Regions from separate parts of the Homo sapiens genome. Here region 2 is linked to region 1. A link is a contact called in ENCODE Hi-C or POLR2A ChIA-PET data. All regions are on one chromosome and are shown on one strand. Each heading gives the region's core, a stretch centred on a gene start or an enhancer-like site at or near the end of the contact. The rest is flanking DNA. Distances are from core to core; before and after follow the strand shown.

Evidence for each region. Hi-C counts contacts between places; a loop is a spot of excess contacts on that map. ChIA-PET counts read pairs that join two places held with the same protein, here RNA polymerase II (POLR2A). Pooled maps may share reads with other maps.
Region 2: a pooled map shows a loop between it and region 1 (6-fold over the local background). The contact joins two enhancer-like sites. A Hi-C loop is called at or near these places in 2 of 50 pooled maps. POLR2A ChIA-PET finds 5 or more read pairs at or near these places in 3 of 52 experiments (B cell, GM10248 and activated naive CD4-positive, alpha-beta T cell).

What each region holds. Positions count from the first base shown.
Region 1 is chr7:74,585,503-74,590,627 of GRCh38, forward strand. GTF2IRD1 (GTF2I repeat domain containing 1) reads left to right here. Exons shown (of 27, transcript NM_005685.4): 23 at 4,349-4,426. Among named protein-coding and RNA genes, the nearest start is that of MIR10525, 7.9 kb to the right of the region's middle. RefSeq lists enhancers at 1,698-2,285, 2,286-2,872, 2,352-2,401, 2,422-2,581. Within about 2 kb of position 2,110, at least 16 of the 41 ENCODE cell types and tissues checked have a DNase peak (open chromatin) inside an H3K27ac peak, as active enhancers do.
Region 2 is chr7:74,098,979-74,104,103 of GRCh38, forward strand. It overlaps LIMK1 (LIM domain kinase 1), which reads left to right. Exons shown (of 16, transcript NM_002314.4): 5 at 54-260. Among named protein-coding and RNA genes, the nearest start is that of LIMK1, 18 kb to the left of the region's middle. RefSeq lists an enhancer at 1,635-1,704. Within about 2 kb of position 2,138, at least 6 of the 41 ENCODE cell types and tissues checked have a DNase peak (open chromatin) inside an H3K27ac peak, as active enhancers do.

The DNA of each region.
Region 1 (5,125 bases), core at 860-3,359:
AGGAGAAGACAGAGGTGTGGCATTGTGGGCTGAGAGCAACAGATTAGAGGAAACTATCTTAAAGATTAAGCCTTCTTTCTACAGCTACTGTAGGGGAGCCTGGGCATGGTGGTTCACGTCTGTAATCCCAGCACTTTGGGAGGCCGAGGTGGGCGAATCACCTGAGGCCAGGAGTTGGAGACCAGCCTGAGTAACATGGTGAAACCCCATCTCTACTAAAAATACAAAAATCAGCCAGGTGTGATGGTGGGTGCCTGTAATCCCAGATACTCGAGAGGCTGAGGCAGGAGAATCACTTGAACCCAGCAGGCAGAGGTTGCAGTGAGCCAAGATCGCACCACTGCACTCCAGTCCAGCCTGGGTGACAGAGCAAGACTCTTCCAAAAAAAAAAAGAAAAAGAAAGAAACTGTAGAGGAATCTGAGACCTCAGGAAACCCAGGGCTCATGGTAGAGTGGAAAGACCAGGGCTTTGGGGTTGACACAGAGTACTCCTGGTGCTTAGAGGCTGTGTGACCTTGGGCAAGTTTCTTTACCTCTCTGAGCCTCTGTGTCTTTGGCTGCAGTGTCTAGGAAAGCATCTGCACACAGTGATGTGTGTGATCCAGGCCATCCTTTCTCTGTTCTGTGCATGCATGGCCATGCCTGCTGAGAATCCTGCCACCAAAGATTCCTCAGTGGCATGGGGACAGATGGAATGTGCTGTTGCTTCCCTGCAGGCTCTAGGAGCTGGTCCTTGGGCCCAGGACTCCATCACTGTTGTCTGCATGGATTTGGACAAGGGTGGCCTTGATTCTTCCCACATCCTAGTCCTGAAAGGAAGGCCCGTGTTGGGTCACAGGAGAAGACGAGGGTTCTAGGGGATGTGGAGCGTGGGGTCTTTGTGTGGCTGAATTAGAGGCATTACTCCACGAGATAGGGACACGGGAGGAGGACGTTGTCTGGAATGGCTGATGTTTGCAGTGTCTCTGGGCACGCAGGGGGGCTGGCGGGCCGTGCCTGAAGACAGATCAGCAACTCAGAGATGTGCAGAGATTGCTGAGTGTGGGTGTGGACGGACCAGGCCAGGGACCTGCAGGGTTTGGGAGGACCTGAGGTGGTGGGTGTTGGAGCCCTGGGAAAAGGAGGAACCAGGCCAAGCAGGTGCCCAGCCTCTGTCCTGTGGGAAGCTCCCTGCTCTTTGGGGCAACCCCCACATGGGGAACAGGGCCTCCATTCTGGCAGCTTGCGCACGGGAGGCCAAGCCACCCAGACGGGGTCAGCAGACTCTAAGCAGCACAGAGCACCACGCCAGGAGATGCAGTTCCCAAGGCAGCCTCCTAAACAGAAGTGAGCTCTTCCCAGAGTTTTCAAGATTAAAAGAGCCAGACACAGTGGCTCACAACTGTAATCCCAGCACTTTCGGAGGCTGCGGACAGGAGGATCGCTTGAGCTTAGGAGTTCGAGAACAGCCTGTGCAACAGAGAGAGACTCTCTCTACAAAAAATTTTAAAAAAACTTAGTCTGGCATGGTGATTCATGCCTGGAGCCCCAGCTACTTGAGAGGCTGAGTGGGGAGGATTGCTTGAGCCAAAGAGTTCAAGGCTGCAGTGAGCTATGATGGCACCACTGTACTCCAACCTGGGAAACAGGGTGAGACCCTGTCTCAAAAAACAGGAGTCAGGCTGGGCACAGTGGCTCACGCCTGTAATCCCAGCACTTTGGGAGACCGAGGCAGGCAGATCACCTGAGCTCAGGAGTTTGAGACCACCCTGGCCAATATGGCAAAACCCCATCTCTACTAAATATACAAAAATTAACCGGACGTTGTGGCAGGCGCCTGTAGTCCCAGCTCTCAGGAGGCTGACGCAGGAGAATGGCTTGAACCTGGGAGGCAGAGGTTGCAGCGAACCGAGACCGTGCCACTGCACTCCAGCCTGGGCAACAGAGTGAGACTCTGTCTTGGAAAAACAAAAAGAAAAAAAAACAGGAGTCATTTTGCTCCAAAGACCCATCAGTCTGCTCTGCCCTGAATCATCCGGCCCTGGCTCCCTGCCTGCGTCTAGCTCCACCCCACAACATCTCACCCTTACCGAACCCGCCTGCCCCAAGAGGCCCAGCCCATGTGACCCCACGCTTCTCAGAGAGGAGATTTCCTGTTGGACATGCAAACCACCCTTCCTGCAATCCCAGCCCCGTCCTCAACCCTGGCACAAGCCCACAGGCTGCTGCAGAGCTCTGCCCCAGACCCCATCTCCAGCCCAACCCCCACTCAGCCTTACAGCCCAGCTCAGGCCCCATCTCCAGGGCTAACTGACTCCAGCAGCTCCTCTAGGCTACAGGGAGGGGAGAGCAGAGCACACCAGGGCTCAAGCAGCAGATAGGCCGTGACGGTTACCTGGGCAGTGAGCAGGGAGAATGCACGGCCCCCACACTCCCAGACACGGTCTGTTTCCCATTCACAGACCTTGGTCAGCGAGCGGTCAGGGGATTTCCAACAGCCCAGCACAGTGACACCGGCCCCTGTGCATGGACCCCACTAGGCCCATCAGTCATCTCCCCTGTACCACCCCAAAGTTCAGCCACTTCCAGGACATGGGATCTTTTTCTTTTTTTCTTTTCTTTTCTTTTTTTTTTTTTTTTTTGAGACGGAGTTTCGCTCTTGTTGCCCAGGCTGGAGTGCAGTGGCGCGATCTCAGCTCACTGCAACCTCCGCCTCCTGGGTTCAAGCAGTTCTCCTGTCTCAATCTCTTGAGTAGTTGGGATTACAGGTGCCCGCCACCACACTCGGCTAATTTTTGTATTTTTAGTAGAGACGGGGTTTCGCTATGTTGGCCAGGGTGGTCTCAAACTCCTGACCTCTGGTGATCTGCCAATCTCAGCCTCCCTCAGTGCTGGGGTTACAGGCGTGAGCCACCGCACCCAGCCAACACAAGATCTTTCACGCTTGAGTGCCTATGCATGGCTGGTCCTTCTGTCCTGGTGGCTTCCCACTGCCACTCCGTCCTTCACAAACTCCTACCTGCCTTTTTGGAGCCCATTTTTTGTTTGTTTGTTTGTTTTCATTTTTGTTTGAGACAGGTCTCTGTCTCCCGGGCTGGACTGCAGTGACGTGATCTCTGCTCACTGCAACCTCCACCTTCCAGGCTCAAGTGATTCTCCTACCTCACCCTCCTGAGTAGCTGGGACTACAGGTGCCCGCCACATGCCCAGCTAATCTTTTTGTATTTTTAGTACAGACGGGGTTTCACCATGTTGGCCAGAATGGTCTCGAACTCCTGGCCTCAAGTAATCTGCCTGCCTCTGCCTCCCAAAGTGCTGGGATTATAGGCATGAGCCACCATGTCAGGCCTTGAGAGCCCATTCAAGCATCCTTCTCTCTTGGGGGAGGTCTCCCCAGACTTGCCCACAGAGGGTGGGCACCCTCATTCATGCCCCTTGTCTCCTAAGTGTGTCCTGTTGTACTTTAGTGACCAGATGACACCCCCTCTGGCTGGGAGCCCCTCAGGGAAGCAGCCCTGCCTCTTCTCTTTAGGTTGTTTTGTGCCCAACACAGGGCCTGTGCTGGGGACACTGATAAAAAAATGTGGGATGGGCTGGCCACCGTGGCTCACATCTGTAATTCCTGAACTTTGGGAGGGCAAAGCAAGAGGATCACTTGAGGCCAGCAAGAGGATCACTTCAGCCTGGGAAACATAGCGAGACTCCATCTGTACAAAAACTTTAAAAAATTAGGCATGGTGGCACACATCTTTATTCCCAGCTACTCAGGAGGCTGAGGTGGGAGGATCACTTGAGCCTGGGAGTTGGAGGCTGCCGTGAGCTATCTATGATCCACTGCTGCCTTCCAGCCTGGGTGACAGAGCAAGACCGTGTCTCAAAAAAAGAAAAATGGATGGAGGGACAGACCAATAACTGATGCTAGAAACCAGCTGCAGCCAGGCACAGTGGCTCACACCTGTAATCCCAGCACTTTGGGAGGCTGAGGCGGGTGGATCACCTGAGCCAGGAGTTTGAGACCAGCCTGGGCAACATGGTGAAACCCCATCTCTACTAAAAATACAAAAATTAGCTGGGCATGGTGGCACGTGCCTGTGATCCCAGCTACTTGGGATGGTGAGGCAGGAGAATTCGCTTGAACCCAGAAGGCAGAGGTTGCAGTGAGCTGAGATCACGCCACTGCACTCCAGCCTGGGCAACAGAGCGAGACTCTGTCTCAAAAGGAAAAAAAAAAAAACAGCTATATAGGAGTGGGTCGGCCCTGCAGAGAATGTAATGTTTTGGCAGATCAGGGACGCCTGGTGGGAGAAGCAGCAGGTCCAGTGGCTAAGCTGGTGCCAACTCTCATGCCCCCTTGTCTTCCTCTTGTAGATGAAGATGACGCCAACAGACTCGGGGAGAAGGTGATCCTGCGGGAGCAGGTGAAGGAACTCTTCAACGAGAAATACGGTCAGTGCCTGTGGTCAGGGTCAGCACACCAAGCCCTCCTCCCGGGGGTGGTGGGGGGCCTCCCTCTGCAGCCAGCCTGGCTTTCAGGAGCCCCCAGCTGGCTGCCTGCTCCCTGGTGACATGGCTGCTCTGCCCATGACCCACGTTTTGTGTATGTTGATTTTTTTTTTTTAAACAGGGTCTCACTCTGTTGCCCAAGCTGGAGTACAGTGGCGTATCTCCGCTCACTGCAGCCTTCACCTCCTGGGCTTAGGTGATCCTCCTGCCTCAGCCTCCCAAGTAGCTGGGACTACAAGCATGCGCCAACACTCCCGGCTAATTTTTCTATTTTTAGTAGAGACAAGGTTTCACTATGTTGCCCAGACTGGTCTTGATCTTCTGGGTTCAAGCGATCCTCCTGCCTTGGCCTCCCAAAGTGCCAGGATTACAGGTGTGAGCCACCATGCCCAGCCTGTAGGTCTTGATTTTTTTTTTTTTGGAGACAGAGTCTCACTCTGTCGCCCAGGCTGGAGTGCAGTGGCGGGATCTCCACTCACTGCAAGCTCCACCTCCTGGGTTCACGTCATTCTCCTGCCTCAGCCTCACGAGTAGCTGGGACTACAGGTGCCCGCCACCACGCCCGGCTAATTTTTTTGTATTTTTTTAGTAGAGACGAGGTTTTACCGAGTTAGCCACGATGGTCTCGATCTCCTGACCTCG
Region 2 (5,125 bases), core at 888-3,387, 490 kb before region 1:
AAATTGATGACGCCCTTGACACTCTTTTCTTCCCACCCCGGCGGCTCTTGCAGCGGGCACTGCTACTACCAGACTGTGGTGACCCCCGTCATCGAGCAGATCCTGCCTGACTCCCCTGGCTCCCACCTGCCCCACACCGTCACCCTGGTGTCCATCCCAGCCTCATCTCATGGCAAGCGTGGACTTTCAGTCTCCATTGACCCCCCGCACGGCCCACCGGGCTGTGGCACCGAGCACTCACACACCGTCCGCGTCCAGGGGTGAGTGGCCGGCCTGCCGAGGCTGCCGTCGGTGTGGCTATGGCTGTTGATGTGGGTGGCAGAGTCTGGCACTGGGGGCCCTGAAAATGAATGGGCGAGTGTTTGGGTACAGATGGGGCCCAGTTCTGACAACCTGGTTTGCCAGATTTCTGGCCCAGTCATTCCTCTGAATACCATTACAAATGCCAGATACAATAAAAAGACATTTTCAACCGGGCATGGTGGCCCACACCTGTAATCTCAGCACTTCGGGAGGCCGAAGTGGGTGGATCACCTGAGGTCAGGAGTTCGAGACCAGCCTGGGCAATGTGGTGAAACCCCGTCTCTACTAAAAATACAAACGTAGCCAGGCATGGTAGTGTGTGCCTATAGTGCCAGCTGCTTGGGAGGCTGAGGCAGGAGAATCACTTGAACCCAGGAGGTGGAGGTTTCAGTGAGCCCCGACTGCCATTGCACTCCAGGCTGGGCAACAAGAGTGTAACTCTGTATCAAAAAAATAAAAATAAAAAAAACACACTCAAAAAATAAAAAGACATTTTCTTTAGTCCATGTCTGATCCAACAAGAAAGAGGAGGAACCAAGTCAAGAATGAGTGAAGAAGCTGGGCGCAGTAACTCACACCTGTAATCTCAGCACTTTGGGAGGCCAAAGTGAGAGGATCACTTAAGGCCAGAAGTTTGAGACCAGCTTGGGCAACATAGCGAGACCTGCATGTCTACAAAAAAAAAAAAAAAATTAAAAATTAGCCAGGCATGGTGAAATCACTGAACACATAAAGGCTGGGCATGGTTGCTCACACTTATAATCGAAACACTTTGGGAGGCTGAGATGGGAGGATCACTTGAGGCCAGGAGTTCGAAACCAGCCTGGGAAACATTGTAGTCACAGCTACTTGGGAGGCTGAGGCAGAAGGATCTCTTGAGCCCAGGAAGTGGCTACAGTGAGCTATAATTGCACGACTGCACTCTAGGCTGGGCAATGGAGCAAAACCCTGTCTCAAAAAAATGGGGCAGGGCTGATAAAGATTAGATTACTGTGTGACTTTGAGCAGCTGCTTTCTCTCTAGGCTTTGGGGGTCTGTTTGAACAATGAGGGAGTTGGATACCTTGGAGCTTTCTAAGATTTCTGTGGCGCCTTTATTGACACCTTGAGAAGTAGCATGCAGTGTTTCTACTTTTGGGCAATTGGTCACTTCTTTTTTTTTGAGACAGTCTCACTCTGTCGCCCAGTCTGGGGTGCAGTGGTGTGATACCAGCTCACTGCAACCTCCACCCACAAGGTTCAAGCAATTCTTGCACCTCAGCCCCCTGAGTAGCTGGGACTACAGGTGACCACATGTGGCTAATTTTTGTATTTTTAGTAAAGACAGGGTTTCACCATGTTGGCCAGGCTCGTTTCAAACTCCTGGGCTCAAGTGATCCTCCCTTCTCGGCCTCCCAAAGTGCCGGGATTACAGGTGTGAGCCACCGTGCCCGGCCCAAGTGCTAGCTTTCTCTCTCTCTTTTTTTTTTTTTCGAGACGGAGTCTCGCTCTGTCGCCCAGGCTGGAGTGCAGTGGTGTGGTCTCGGCTCACTGCAAGCCCCGCCTCCTGGGTTCACGCCATTCTCCTGCCTCAGCCTCCCGAGTAGCTGGGACTACAGGCACCTGCCACCATGCCCGGCTAATTTTTTTTTTATATTTAGTAGAGACAGGGTTTCACCATATTAGGCAGGATGGTCTCGATCTCCTGACCTCGTGATCCGCCCGTCTCGGCCTCCCAAAGTGCTGCGATTACAGGCATGAGCCACCACGCCCGGCCCTACCAAGTGCTAGCTTTCATTTGACGCAGTGAATGTTTCTTGTACACCTGGCAGGTGCCTGGCACTGCATAGGCACTGTTGAGATGTGAAGGTGGCCCTGGGGACAGAAAATTATACTGGGCTTGACTGTGTGTCTCCATCCCTTGACATCAGCCAAGCCAGCAGCTGCTTTACATACATGATGAGCAGACAGCTGCTTGAAAGAGATGAGGAAACTCCCAGACCAACGGCTCTTACCAGAGGGCCAAGGGAGGTCCCCACAGAGTCAGAGGCTGCAGCTGGTCCCTGAAATCCAGGCAGAATTTTAGAAATGAAGACAGTCAGCTGGGTGCAGCGGCTCATGCCTGTTATCTCAGCCACTTCGGAGGGCTGAGGTGAGAGGATTGCTTGAGCCCAGGAGGTGGAGGCTGCAGCAAGCTATGATGACACCATGCATTCCAGCTTGGGCGACAGAGCGAGACCCTATCTCTAAAATAAAAATGAAGAAGACAGTTAATGACGTCTCCTCCCTGTCTGCCTCACTGGGTAAGCATTCGCCCAGCCAACATCTGGAACATCCCAGTTCTGCAAAGAGCCACACCCTTCCCAGAAAGAGCCCAACTTGCCAAAGATTTACTTATTTGTTTTAAACTGGTTTTAGTTGACCGCTTTTCATTTTGTGTATAGCAGCGTTTTAAGGAAGGTCTAATTTATCCAGGCCACCTGCTGCTTTAGCAAACCAAGGGAGAGGATGTGAGATTCTAAGGAATTTACATATGTATGTCATATATATATATATATATATATAGACACACAATTTTTTTTTGAGACAGGGTCTTGCTCTGTCATACAGGCTGGAGTGCAGTGGCACAATCATAGCTCACTATAGCCTCAGATGCCTGTGCTCAAGCAATCCACTCACCTCGGCCTCCTGAGTAGTGAGACTACAGGCACACACCACCACACCCAGCTAATTTTTTAATTTTTTGTAGAGACTGAGTCTTGCTGTGTCGCCCAGGCTAGTCTTGAACTCCTGGGCTCAAGCAATCCTCCCACATTGGCTTCCCAAAGTGCTAGGATTACAAGCGTGAGCCACTATGCCTGGCTTATTTTTAAGGTTATATGCATGCAAAGCCTGTATCAATGAAAATATTTTCTTTGGTTTTTTTCAACTTTTCATCTTCGCATTTTGCAGATTTATAGAAAATTTGCTAAAATAATAAGTCCATTGAATACATACACACCCTTCACCAAGGTTCACCAATTCGTAACTGCCATATTTGGGAGTTATATGTGTGTCTCTCTATATATACATATATGGATACAGATACATATACATGTTTAGTGACTTGTTTATATTTGTACATACATGTACATGTTGTTATTTATTGATCGTTTGGGAGTAAGTTGCAGGGATCATTGACTCCCCCACAATTATGCTAGATATTCTCAAAAGAAGGACCTTCTCTTTTTTTTTTTTTTTTTTGGAGACAGGGTATCACTGTCATTGAGGCTGGAGTGCAGTGATGCGATCACAGCTCACTGCAGCCTCAACCTCCCAGGCTCAAGTGATCCTCCCACCTCTGCCTCCCAAGTAGCTGGGACTACAGGCACGGGCCACCACGCCTGGCTAGGCATTCTGTTATGTAATTATCAATTGTATCTTATAGTTCAGTGATCACATTTTGGAAATGTAACATTGATACCATTATCTAATACACAGACCATATTCAAATTTTGCCTATTGTCTCTATACTGAACTACTGAGCTGTCCTTTATAGCAATCTCCCCCTCATCCACAGTCCAGTCCATGATCAACATTGCATTTAATCGTCATGTGTCATCAGTATCTTTTTTTTTTTTTTTTTTGAGACGGAATTTTGCTCTTGTTGCCCAGGTTGGAGCGCAATGGCGCAATCTTGGCTTATTGCAACCTCCGCCTTTGGGCTTAAGTGATTCTCCTGCCTCAGCCTCCTAAGTAGCTGAGATTACAGGCGTGCACCATTATGCATGCCTAATTTTTGTATTTTTATTAGAGACGGGGTTTTACCATGTTGCCCTGGCTGGTCTTGAACTCCTGACCTCAAATGATCCACCCACCTCAGCCTCCCAAAATGCTGGGTTTACAGGCATGAGCCACTGCGTCTGGCCATTTCCTCAGCCTTTCATTGCCCTTCATGATCTTGACATTTTTGAAGTGTACAGGCCAGTCATTAAAGTAAAATGTTTTTCCTTTTTTTTTTTTTTTTTTTTAAAAAGAGACAGGGTCTCACTGTGTTGCCCAGGCTGGTCTCAGACTCCTAGGCTCAAGTGATCCTCCCGCCTCAGCTTCCCAAAGTGCTGGGATTACAGGCGTGAGCCATCGTACCTGCCCTCGCATTTGGGTTTGACTGATGTTTCCTCTTAGGGAGACAGGCTCTGCAGGTTTGGCCTGATACTGCATAAGTGATCCTCTGTCCTTCCGAGTGGATCTTGCCAGGAGACATATGATGTCAGTGTGCCCTTTGCTGAGGATGTTCACTTTGATTACTTGTTTTTTCTGTACTGTAAGGATTTTTTTCCCTTTGTCATCAATAAACCATTTGTGAGATTTGAGTCTGTAAATATCCTGTTCCCAAAAACCCTTCCCCAAATGATTTGAGCATCTATTGATGATTCTTGCCTGTAGCGATTATTACTAGGGTGGCTACCAAATGCTGAATTTCTAACTCTGTTCTTCCTTCTGCATTTGTTACTGTAAGGAAGAGCTTCTCCCCCATACGAGAATAGTCTTTTTGTTTGCTTGGTTGTTTTTTTGAGATAGGGTCTCACTCTGTTGCCCAGGCTGGAGTGCAGTGACATGATCATAGCTCACTGCAGCCTCGACCTCATGGGCTCAAGCGATCCTCCTGCCTCAGCCTCTCGAGTAGCTGGGACTACAGGCAGCACCACCATGCCTGGCTAATTTTTTATTTTTTGTAATGGTGAGGTCTCACTATTTTGCTCAGGCTGGTCTCGAACTCCTGACCTCAAGTGATCTTCCCACCTCAGCCTCCCAAATAGCTGGGATTACAGGAGTGTGCCACCATGCTCAGCTAATTTTCTGTA